Linked DNA regions of Homo sapiens: regions 1 and 2 are each linked to region 3. The links are chromatin contacts, found by Hi-C in ENCODE. All regions are on one chromosome and are shown on one strand. The core of a region is the stretch at or near the end of the contact, and the rest is flanking DNA. Distances in the headings are between cores, read along the strand shown. Region 1 holds the start of POLA1 (DNA polymerase alpha 1, catalytic subunit). Region 2 holds the start of PNPLA4 (patatin like domain 4, phospholipase and triacylglycerol lipase). Region 3 holds the start of PIGA (phosphatidylinositol glycan anchor biosynthesis class A).

What was found. Hi-C counts contacts between places; a loop is a spot of excess contacts on that map. Pooled maps may share reads with other maps.
Region 1: a loop to region 3 is called in a pooled map, with 4 times the contacts of the local background. The contact joins the promoter of POLA1 here to the promoter of PIGA in region 3. A Hi-C loop is called at or near these places in 3 of 50 pooled maps.
Region 2: a pooled map shows a loop between it and region 3 (10-fold over the local background). The contact joins the promoter of PNPLA4 here to the promoter of PIGA in region 3. A Hi-C loop is called at or near these places in 4 of 50 pooled maps.

What each region holds. Positions count from the first base shown.
Region 1 is chrX:24,692,268-24,695,228 of GRCh38, forward strand. It overlaps POLA1 (DNA polymerase alpha 1, catalytic subunit), which reads left to right and starts at 1,651. Exons shown (of 37, transcript NM_001330360.2): 1 at 1,651-1,737. The coding sequence starts at 1,695. RefSeq lists enhancers at 1-120, 1,823-1,912 and a silencer at 1,473-1,632.
Region 2 is chrX:7,926,156-7,929,386 of GRCh38, forward strand. It overlaps PNPLA4 (patatin like domain 4, phospholipase and triacylglycerol lipase), which reads right to left and starts at 1,258. Exons shown (of 7, transcript NM_004650.3): 1 at 1,131-1,258. LOC107985675 (a long non-coding RNA gene) reads left to right here and starts at 1,345. Exons shown (of 5, transcript XR_001755784.2): 1 at 1,345-3,231. RefSeq lists enhancers at 1-13, 676-905, 1,136-1,375, 1,396-1,445, 1,786-1,865.
Region 3 is chrX:15,334,225-15,337,145 of GRCh38, forward strand. It overlaps PIGA (phosphatidylinositol glycan anchor biosynthesis class A), which reads right to left and starts at 1,299. Exons shown (of 6, transcript NM_002641.4): 1 at 1,277-1,299. RefSeq lists enhancers at 1,051-1,100, 1,151-1,230.

The sequences.
Region 1 (2,961 bases), core at 401-2,900, 9.4 Mb after region 3:
GGCTGCTATAACAAAATACCACAAACTGGGTGGCTAATAAACAACAGGAATTTATTTTTCACAGTGCTGTAGGCTGGGAATTCCAAGATCAAGGTGCCGGCAGATTCAGTGTTTGGGGTAGGCCCACTTTTTGGTCCATAGATGGTGCCTTATTGCTCTGTTCTCACATGGAAGAAGGGGCAAGGCAGCTCTCTGGAGCCTCTTTTCCGAGGGCACTAATCCTATTCATGAGGGAGGGTTCCTGCTGATGACCTAATCACCTCCCAGAGGCCCTACCTCCTAACACCACCACACTGGTGATTAGGTTTCAACGCATACATTTTATGTGGAGAGAAACATTCAGACCACAGCAGTAGTGAAAGAGAAAAGAGGTTTGAAATGCCTAGAGTTATACCCGGGCATGTGGGAAGTAATCAGCTGTGAAATTGTTAAGGTAAGGATTTGGTTCTTATTAATGACTAGCCAACATGGTTCTCTCCTGGTTGGAAAAAGCTTGATAATAAAACTATAAAACTTCCATCAGTTTTTAAAAGGGAAGTGTAGGAATAAATCTGTCGTAGTACTTTAAATAGGAAGTTATGTCTAAGTGTAAATTACTACATGTTATGTATCACAACATATGGATCACATAACATGATATTAAATGATTATGAAGCTGAAAGACATTTTCTAAACAATCAGAAATTAAGAAACAAGTATTGATCAACCATGCTAGAAGACAGATTGAATTATCTTTATATCCTCTTTGGAGAAAATATTACAAAATTGTTGTCACATGAAGAAGGGATCAATAAGCATGTGGGCAATAATGTAGGAAAAAATACAAATGTGTGGCAGGCATTATTTAATAAAAATGTTATACCTTTTTGGAAAGAGATAACATGAGATGTACACATTACAGCCATTGTATCATACACAAAAATTGAATACCCTTTTTGTTTTTCATAACATTGAAATTTTGGAGTTCACGTCAGGTGTTTTGTAGATTGTCCTACATTTTGAATACATCTGATTGTTTCTTCATGGTTAGATTCAGGTTAGACATTTTTTGCAAGAAGACCATATAGGCGAAGTTTTTCCTTTTTCATACGCATTACATCAGGAGGCATATGAGATCAGATGGCCATTTATTGGTAATGCTACTTCTGGTTATTTGGTTAAGACGGAGCATATATCTTTAAGTTGTTAATCACACAGCCACTGTATCCAGACTGCTGAGAAGCAAACTATCAGGCAAAATTCAGGGCGCGCAGCAGGAGGCAGTCGCTTTCCCGGCTCTGGGGAAAACGATCCAACCACGCCCACTCTCCTGCCCGCCCGCGCCTCCTTTCCGGGAAAATGGGCTCTGAGAACCAGAGCGCCCTTTCTCCCACGCGCCCAAATCTTTTCCCATCAGCATGCGTGCGCTTGCGCAGTCTCCAGGCGGCTCCTTTCCAGCGCCCGACCGCTTCTTTCTCCTGCTCTCCTCCGGCTTCCCCTCAGCTCTAGCTTTTCCCTAAGGGGTCATCACAGGGCGCCAAACGCGCGTCCGCGGGAAGGCCGGGGGCGGAGCGCGGCGCGGCGCGGCACGTCAGTGGCCTTCCGGCCGGAAGTCCGCAGCCTCCCGAGCCGCTGATTGGCTTTCAGGCTGGCGCCTGTCTCGGCCCCCGCGCCAGTTTTGGGCTGGTTGGCGCGGAATCGGGAGATTCGGGACCATGGCACCTGTGCACGGCGACGACTGTGAGATAGGGGCGAGTGGTGAGGGACAATTCCGCGCGCGGGGCTCCGGGTTGGGACAGTGGCATGATTGCCGGTGGTGGGGGTTCTGAGGGAGGCGCACACCCGGGTTTGTTTGGGCGCAGACCTTGGTCGTCCCCGGCGGGGGCCCTTCTGGCGTCGGACCGGGCTTCCTTTAGGCGCGGTTTGCTCTTGGAGGACCAGAGCCTGGAGGGATTTTTGTTTGGGAGGCTGTCTCACCTCTGCCACTGAGAGTCTCCACAGTCGATTGCGTTTCTATTTCTTTTGGTGAGTTGCACCCACGTGCTGGGTATAACTTTATTGAGACTGGCCCCGTGGGGCCGAAAGTATTTCACTGCGATCTCCCTAAGTATCCACTTGAAGGCTTGAACAGAACAGATCTGTGTCCCTTTTTGTAGGAACTTCCAGGAAAATTTTATACATTGTAACTAAGCAGGAAAGAAAGCTCTAAGTGCTGTCATCGGGGAATAACGCGTTTTGTATTTTTAGGTAATGGGTTTCTACTTTATGCATTAACAATTTTTCTTTCAGATTCTTTGGAAAGTTCTTCAAGTGCTGCGTAGAAATCCTGTTCACAATCTAGTCATTCCTGGTGAAGTTTCAAAAAAATGGCATCAATTTAGGGCATTTCGGATCCCCTGTATATCACTCCGTTTGTCAGGGGTGTCTTTTATTTCCAAAAATAGAATACAAAAATGCAAATAGATTTGTCTGATTTTTTAAGTGTTCAACTAAAGCGTGACTTCAGTTAACTTCTAACTTAAAATCAGATGCTTCACTTTGTTAGCTCAAGCGTCACCTCTCCTGTCATTCAGATACATCACCATTAATGAGAACTCGCTTCCTAATCAGCTTCCTTTGCATTCACCTAGTTGTGAGTCACAGATTTCAATTTGTTCTAGCCGTTCGTTTTTTAAGACTATTTTGGAGAGTCGACCTGCCTGGATTACAGATAGGATGTTGGGTGTAAGTATGTGAACGAACAGTCTTTGCAGGCCTCTATCAGTGATTTGCCACTAAGCCCTTTCTTCATCCTAAAAACTACGTCATCTATGAACATCAGGAAATCACTTTGGAGGATACTGTGCAATCTTGAGACTCCTCTTAGGTCATGGTGTTCATTAAGTAGTTGCTGGGGACTTGTGACTGGAATTTTTCCTTTAGAGCAGACTGAAGGATTGTTACCTGAAAGACTGCTGTAAGCTAGTGTCTGTCTGCTTTTGG
Region 2 (3,231 bases), core at 8-2,507, 7.4 Mb before region 3:
GCTGTAAGTTGGAATAGTTTATCCCACATACTGTGTAGTCTTATGTTGATCATCGTTCCAAGGCTTTCTTCTAACATCATTCTCTGTTTTAAGCACAGTGGTTTCAATTAATTCTAATTAAACACAAGAATCTTTCAAGGAAACCCTTTCTTTCCCTCCTCACCTTGACCCAAGTCTTATACATTAAAACAAAACAAAACAAAAACATTCCACATTTATTCGGTACATAGATTATGAATCTACGATTTAATTACTTGGCAGGAAACAGACGTATAAATTCCAGTTGACAAGGGCATTTGGTCTTTTCTCTTGACCCTTTGAAACGTTTTGCGGGTGGGGGCGGCACTACCATTATGAAACAGAAAATTATTAGAGACCGTATCAAATTCCAAATGAACAATACATTTGTTCTTGGTAAGTGTATCAGAAGATTTCAAATACAGTTCCCTACTCCCCTTCCCAATTTCTATTGTGAGCACCCATGCTTTTATGAACGCCAATACAATTACTCAGTAACGCAATAAGCAATCACTCAACAATGCAATACATTTCTTTGCCAAGTATCTCAACACAAACTGAGGTCATGCCTGGTGAAGGCAATTTAAGGCTCTATGAAATGTCAGCCACGCCACTTTATACTTGGAACACATCTAAATACAAAATTACATGTTTTCCTATGCCTCAGTGCGCACAATTTGCCCAAGTGAATGAAATTGTGCCTCCACAAGGCTGTCCATTCTGAAGGTCTCAGGGTTTCCTTGGGGGCCCAAGGGCCCCATTCAGGGACCCCAAGATGAGGCACATTACAGGGCCTCGAATTTAGGGACCTAAGACCGCCTGTTCCTGATGCACCCGGCCAGGCCCTGTGAGGGCAGGTGGCTCGGCCGCCGCAGGCTGCGCTGGCGTCCGCGTAGGCTGAGTCCCAGTCATCGATCCGGGGTCAAGCCCCAGTTTTGATTCCACTTCTGCAAATGGGGACGGGAAGGGGGTTGGGTGTGTAGCAACCAGGCGGCCAGGCCCAGCCAGCACAGGCTCAGTGCCCTCCCGCGGCTTGGAGGCCGGCAGGGCCGGGGTGGTCCCCGCATCAGTCCCGCAGGAGCACACCCTTGCTGGGCCCCAGGGCTCCGTACCAATGCAGCCCCGGGACACTTCCGTGTTGAACGAGTCCCTTTAACCAGATGGCGGGGCCGGGCCGTCACTCAACGCCATTCCGCCACCAAGGCCGCGCTACGCTCTCCGCGAGCCGGCCCAGGAAAGTCCTGCGGCAGGGGTTGGTACCGCCTCCCGCGCAGGTATGTGACGTCATCGCGCCGACGAAGGCGCCCGCTAGGCCCCGCCTGCTCTATTTAAACTTCTGGACTCAACCTGGCCGCTAGACCGGAGCGTCCTCCAGCGCAGGCAAGGATTCCTCGTTTAGAGTCATGTTATCTTCGAGTACCTAGAGAGACATTTTAACCCACACCCTAGAGAGGCGTTGTAATCCTTACGTGTCTTTTAACGCTACTTGGCCCTTACCTGCGAGCAACTGACCTTTAATAATCCTCATTTTCTGTGCCCCGGAAGTGCCTTACCCTCTTCGCGTCTGTTTCCCGGAAGTGGTTCTTCTCCCTCTCCACCCTTTCGCCCGCCTGGGCGGTCCAGCTGCCCCTAGGGGCCAACTCCAGCGGCTATTTTGGGGCTGGACATCCCGCAGCTTTTCAAGGCGTGCCTTTGGTTTTTTTAAGAAGTGCTATCTAAAGGAAAAGCTGGACTATGACTCTGGGGAACTTTCATATCCTCAGTTGACCTTAGGCTGTGTGACCTTGAGCAGGTAGCATAACCTCTCTGAGTTTCCCGCGTGCCTTATGTGCAGATTGAGATGCTAAAATGAGAGAGCTAAATTGGAAAGCTTTTTCCACATAGGGGGCCGTGAGCAGGTGGCTGTTTTGTCCTCTGGCACCTTTGGCTCAGACTTAAGCAGCTTCAACGACCGCCAAGATGCCTGCCATGCCCACCAAGATTTAAAGGACTCTGATAATTCTTTCTCTCCCCAAACGGTGTTTTCCTTATCTAATCCTAATAACCAAGCCTGGAGGAATCCCTGACTTCGTGATTGAAGGCTCTCCAGGTCCCCTAGTTTAAGGGCAGAGATTTACTTTCTCTGAGGCTACAAAGGAGCGTCTGCGAGAATGTCTCTACCTTAGACAAAACAGGGAGGAGGGGTGGAGCTCTCCAAATTGCCTCTGGTTTGGGCTTTTTCTTTCTGTTTTGGTGTATCGTCTCTGGCCAACAACACCTGTGAGTCCTTGATGTGACGATTAGGGAAGATGTTTTTAATTCACATAACTATTCTTTAGAGAAAATTGATCCTGAAACACCTTATTGCCTTATCGTAGAATGACTGCATTACTCAGAATTCTTTACCTCTACCGGAATTTAGTGAAGGGAAGGCACAACGTACATTAGGAAAATACAGGACACACTCCAGTCCTTAAACCTTCCACAATCTTCTAGCTCTTTAAGGTCGAGTGTGATCCTCCCCAGAACTGCATCTTCCAGGAAGCTCATGAGAAAGGAAGGATCCCAGGTCCCATCTCTGATCTGAGTCGGCATCTGCGTTTTAACAGAATCCTGAAGCAGTGGTCTAACTCCTTTGGTGGTGTTATTGTTTGCATGTATACCTCCAAAATTCACATATTGAAATACTAACCCCCAAGGTGATAGTATTAGGAGGTGGGGCCTTTGGGAGGTAATTAAGTCATGAGGGTGAAGCCCTCATGAATGGGATTAGTACTCTTAGAAAAGGGACCCCAGAGAGGTCTCTTTCCACCATGTAAGGATAAAAGTACACGGAGAAGATGGCAATCTGCAAACTGGAAAAGGGCCCTCCTCAGAACCTGACCATCTTGGCACCTTGATCTCAGACTTCCATCTTCCAGAACTGTGAGAAATAAATTTCTTTTATAAACACTCAGTCAATGCTACTTTATTATAGCAGCCTGAATGGATTAAGACAGGTGGTCTGGTTTAAAGTGATGTGGTGGCATCAGAAGTTTAAGGAGAGACTGGATTTACAGAACCAGAATCTGGGATGCTGTTTACAGAGCAAGTTATTTCCTGCATTTGGACACTGTCAGCAGGTCGATTCAGGAGACAGGTGAAAACTTTATCACCGGGCAGCCTGGATGAACACCACAACTTTGATATCTTTCACTTAAAGGAAAGATAAGGGCATCCACTATTTCTACACCT
Region 3 (2,921 bases), core at 49-2,548:
CTGTTGCCCAGGCTAGTGTGCAGTGGAGCGATCTCGTCTCACTGCAGCCTCTGCCTCCCGAGTTCAAGCGATTCTCCCACTTCAGCCTCCTGAATAGCTGGAATTACAGGCGCACACCACAAGCCCAGCTAATTTTTGTATTTTTAGTAGAGACGGGGTTTCATCATGTTGGCCAGGCTGGTCTCGAACCCCTGACCTCAGGTGATCCACCAGCCTCGGCCTCCCAAAGTGCTGGGATTACAGGTGTGAGCCACCGTGCCCGGCCTCATCTACATTTTAAATATACTCTCGGAAAGACCCCAGAAGTGTTTGTTGACTGAGTTTACTAATTAAGATTCAATATTACCAAATATTGAAATTCCCCAAGTTTGTACTTTTAGGTGGCTTAACTAACATTTTCTTACTGTGGTCACCTAAACCCGAACTTCCAGTTCTACCAGTTTTAAAAGATGAACGATAGCAAAAACAGTGAGTAATGAACCAAATGATATCATTTAAAATGTTGTCATTAGCCTGCAACGTTCTGTGAGGAGTCTGCCCACTTCCGCCAGGTTTTCAGTCCAAACATCTTTGACATAAAAGTTCATTATGCTGCACAATCGCAGAATCTTAGCTCTTAAAGCCGAAATGAGGCTTGGAGCTCTAGTGAATACCTCTCTCGTTTTACAAATGAGAACCCAGACAAGTTGAGTGATTTGTCCAAGGTTCCCACCCAGCCACTTAAAGTGGCAAAGACATTACCGTAAAATTCTCGACCACGACCAACGAGCCCTGGGCAATCATTAGCAGTAGAGGTTCCTGAAGAACCTTAGGGAGACCTGGCAGGAGTTGTGGGTCAAGAGAATGGTACTTCCACCGACAATTCCTGGGCACTGTCTGAGCTTCATTCCCTGATTCCCTGAGAGGTCGCTGGGGAAACGCTCGGGCCAAGGAGGGGATACCCCTGCTCAGACAGCGACCCCGCTGGGTTCATGGCGGGGATGGCCAGGCCCAAAGAGAGAAAGAAAACAACCAAAGAGTGGACGTTGGTCTCAGGCCCGGGGTTCCGGAGACCCCAGTCCCTCGACCCACCCGCCTGAGCCAAGGAACCCAGCGCGTCCGCCCTAAACGCACCCTCAGCCCCAACCTACTCTGGAGACCCTCCGACCCAACTTCCGGGCTTCGAACCGGGTCGGTTTCACCCCCTCCACCACCCGCCACGATCCCACGCGCGCAGAACAGCCCCATCCGAAAGCGGCCCAGAGCGCTGGAGAGGGGCGGCGCGACGCGCACTCACCGGTGAGTTCCATGGCCGCCAGTGTCCGGACCTCCCGCGGCTGCAGCCGGAGTCCCTCCCTGCTGTTCCGCAGCACCAATCTAGGGCGTCCGCGCCCAAGGGCCGCGCCCCCGAGGCAGCCAATCACAAAGAGGCGCTGAGGTCACGTCCGAGAGAGACGCTCTGTCGTCCCCACCCTTAAGCGCGAGATGTAACGTCAGCGCGCGCCTGCGCCCGTCTCCTAGAAGCGGCCGACGGTAGGGTGGGTGCTCACCCTGGTTTCCTGGTTACAGCGTCTCTATTCCGGACGCCAGTTCTCTGCGCGCTTGCTTCTGATTGGAGAGACTTTTTGTTTGTAATCAGCTGTGCCACGGCAAAACCGTGCCGGTTCTTACCGCTCTGGGACGTTTGCCAGATAAATAAATAAAAATACACAAAAAGTCAAAACAGATGAAACTATGAAGTTTTAATTTCAGATAAAGCACAAATGATGTTTAATACAAGCATGTACCAAATATTGGGGACTTCACTACACATTCGTTTTTTATCGGACATGTAAATTTAACTAGACATCCTGTTATTTATATGGCAATTCTACACTCTGAGGGAAACATACGAGGTCTGATCTGAAATATCAACTCCCACTCGACTGGTTCAACTAGTTACGATGGTGCTTGACTAGGAAGCTAAAGAATCAGTGAGAGTGGTATGACGGTCATCCATGCGTCACAGCTGGTACTTGGAATCCCCCATCCCTGCCATACGTGCGTTTTCGAGAAGAAATTCCTTTCTGAGTACCATCACAGCCACCGTTACTGGCACCCATTTTATTAAGCCTAGTGTAAGCCTATTCATCCCTGAAAATGTCTGCTCCTTTCTGATGCTTTCCCCAAGCCTCCAGAGAATGAAATACTCTCACTTTTTAATTTTAATAGTACTTTGGCCACATGCTGGCCAAAGTATAACATTTATCAGATGATATTCAAGTTGTTTGCCTGATTGCATTCTCCCTCCTCACCCTGATCCTTGATTACTTGTCTCTTGAGATCTCACATGGACTTCTTTCTGAAAACGGAAATTGTATTTGCTTGTTAAATGTCTGCCTTCCCTGCCAGATAGTAAACTGAGGCAGGATCTGTTCTTGGTAATGGATGTTGAGGAAGTTTTAGTTTAATACATGAATTTCTTTACCCAATGTCAGCACACTCCCTGACACATATTAGATGCTCACAATAAAATGTATTGACAGTATTTCGTGGAGTGTACCTTATACAAATTACAGTGCAATAACATCATTGAAAGAGCATTTTAGTTGTGAGATTTGAAGCGAATTAATGAGTTGATGAGTAAGACTAGAGTAGCAATCGATACTTTGCCCTGTGTTAATATTGATGAAGCATCGGAGAATTACAGTGATGAAGACTCAAGGACACTTAATTAAGCTTTATAATTTGTAGTTGGTTTCACAGATAACAGCGACATTACCAGATAGGTACAGCATTTGGCCTCCTTTCCATTTTTGTAATAGGTTTTAAGACAAAGAGTGGGGGTAGAAATCCTGGAAGGTATAAATGAGGGTTAAGCCTCACTTATTGAGCCCCTGGTTTGCCCCTGCCATAGTTCTGATCACAGTACACGTTTGAAATTCCACCATGAATCTTTTTTC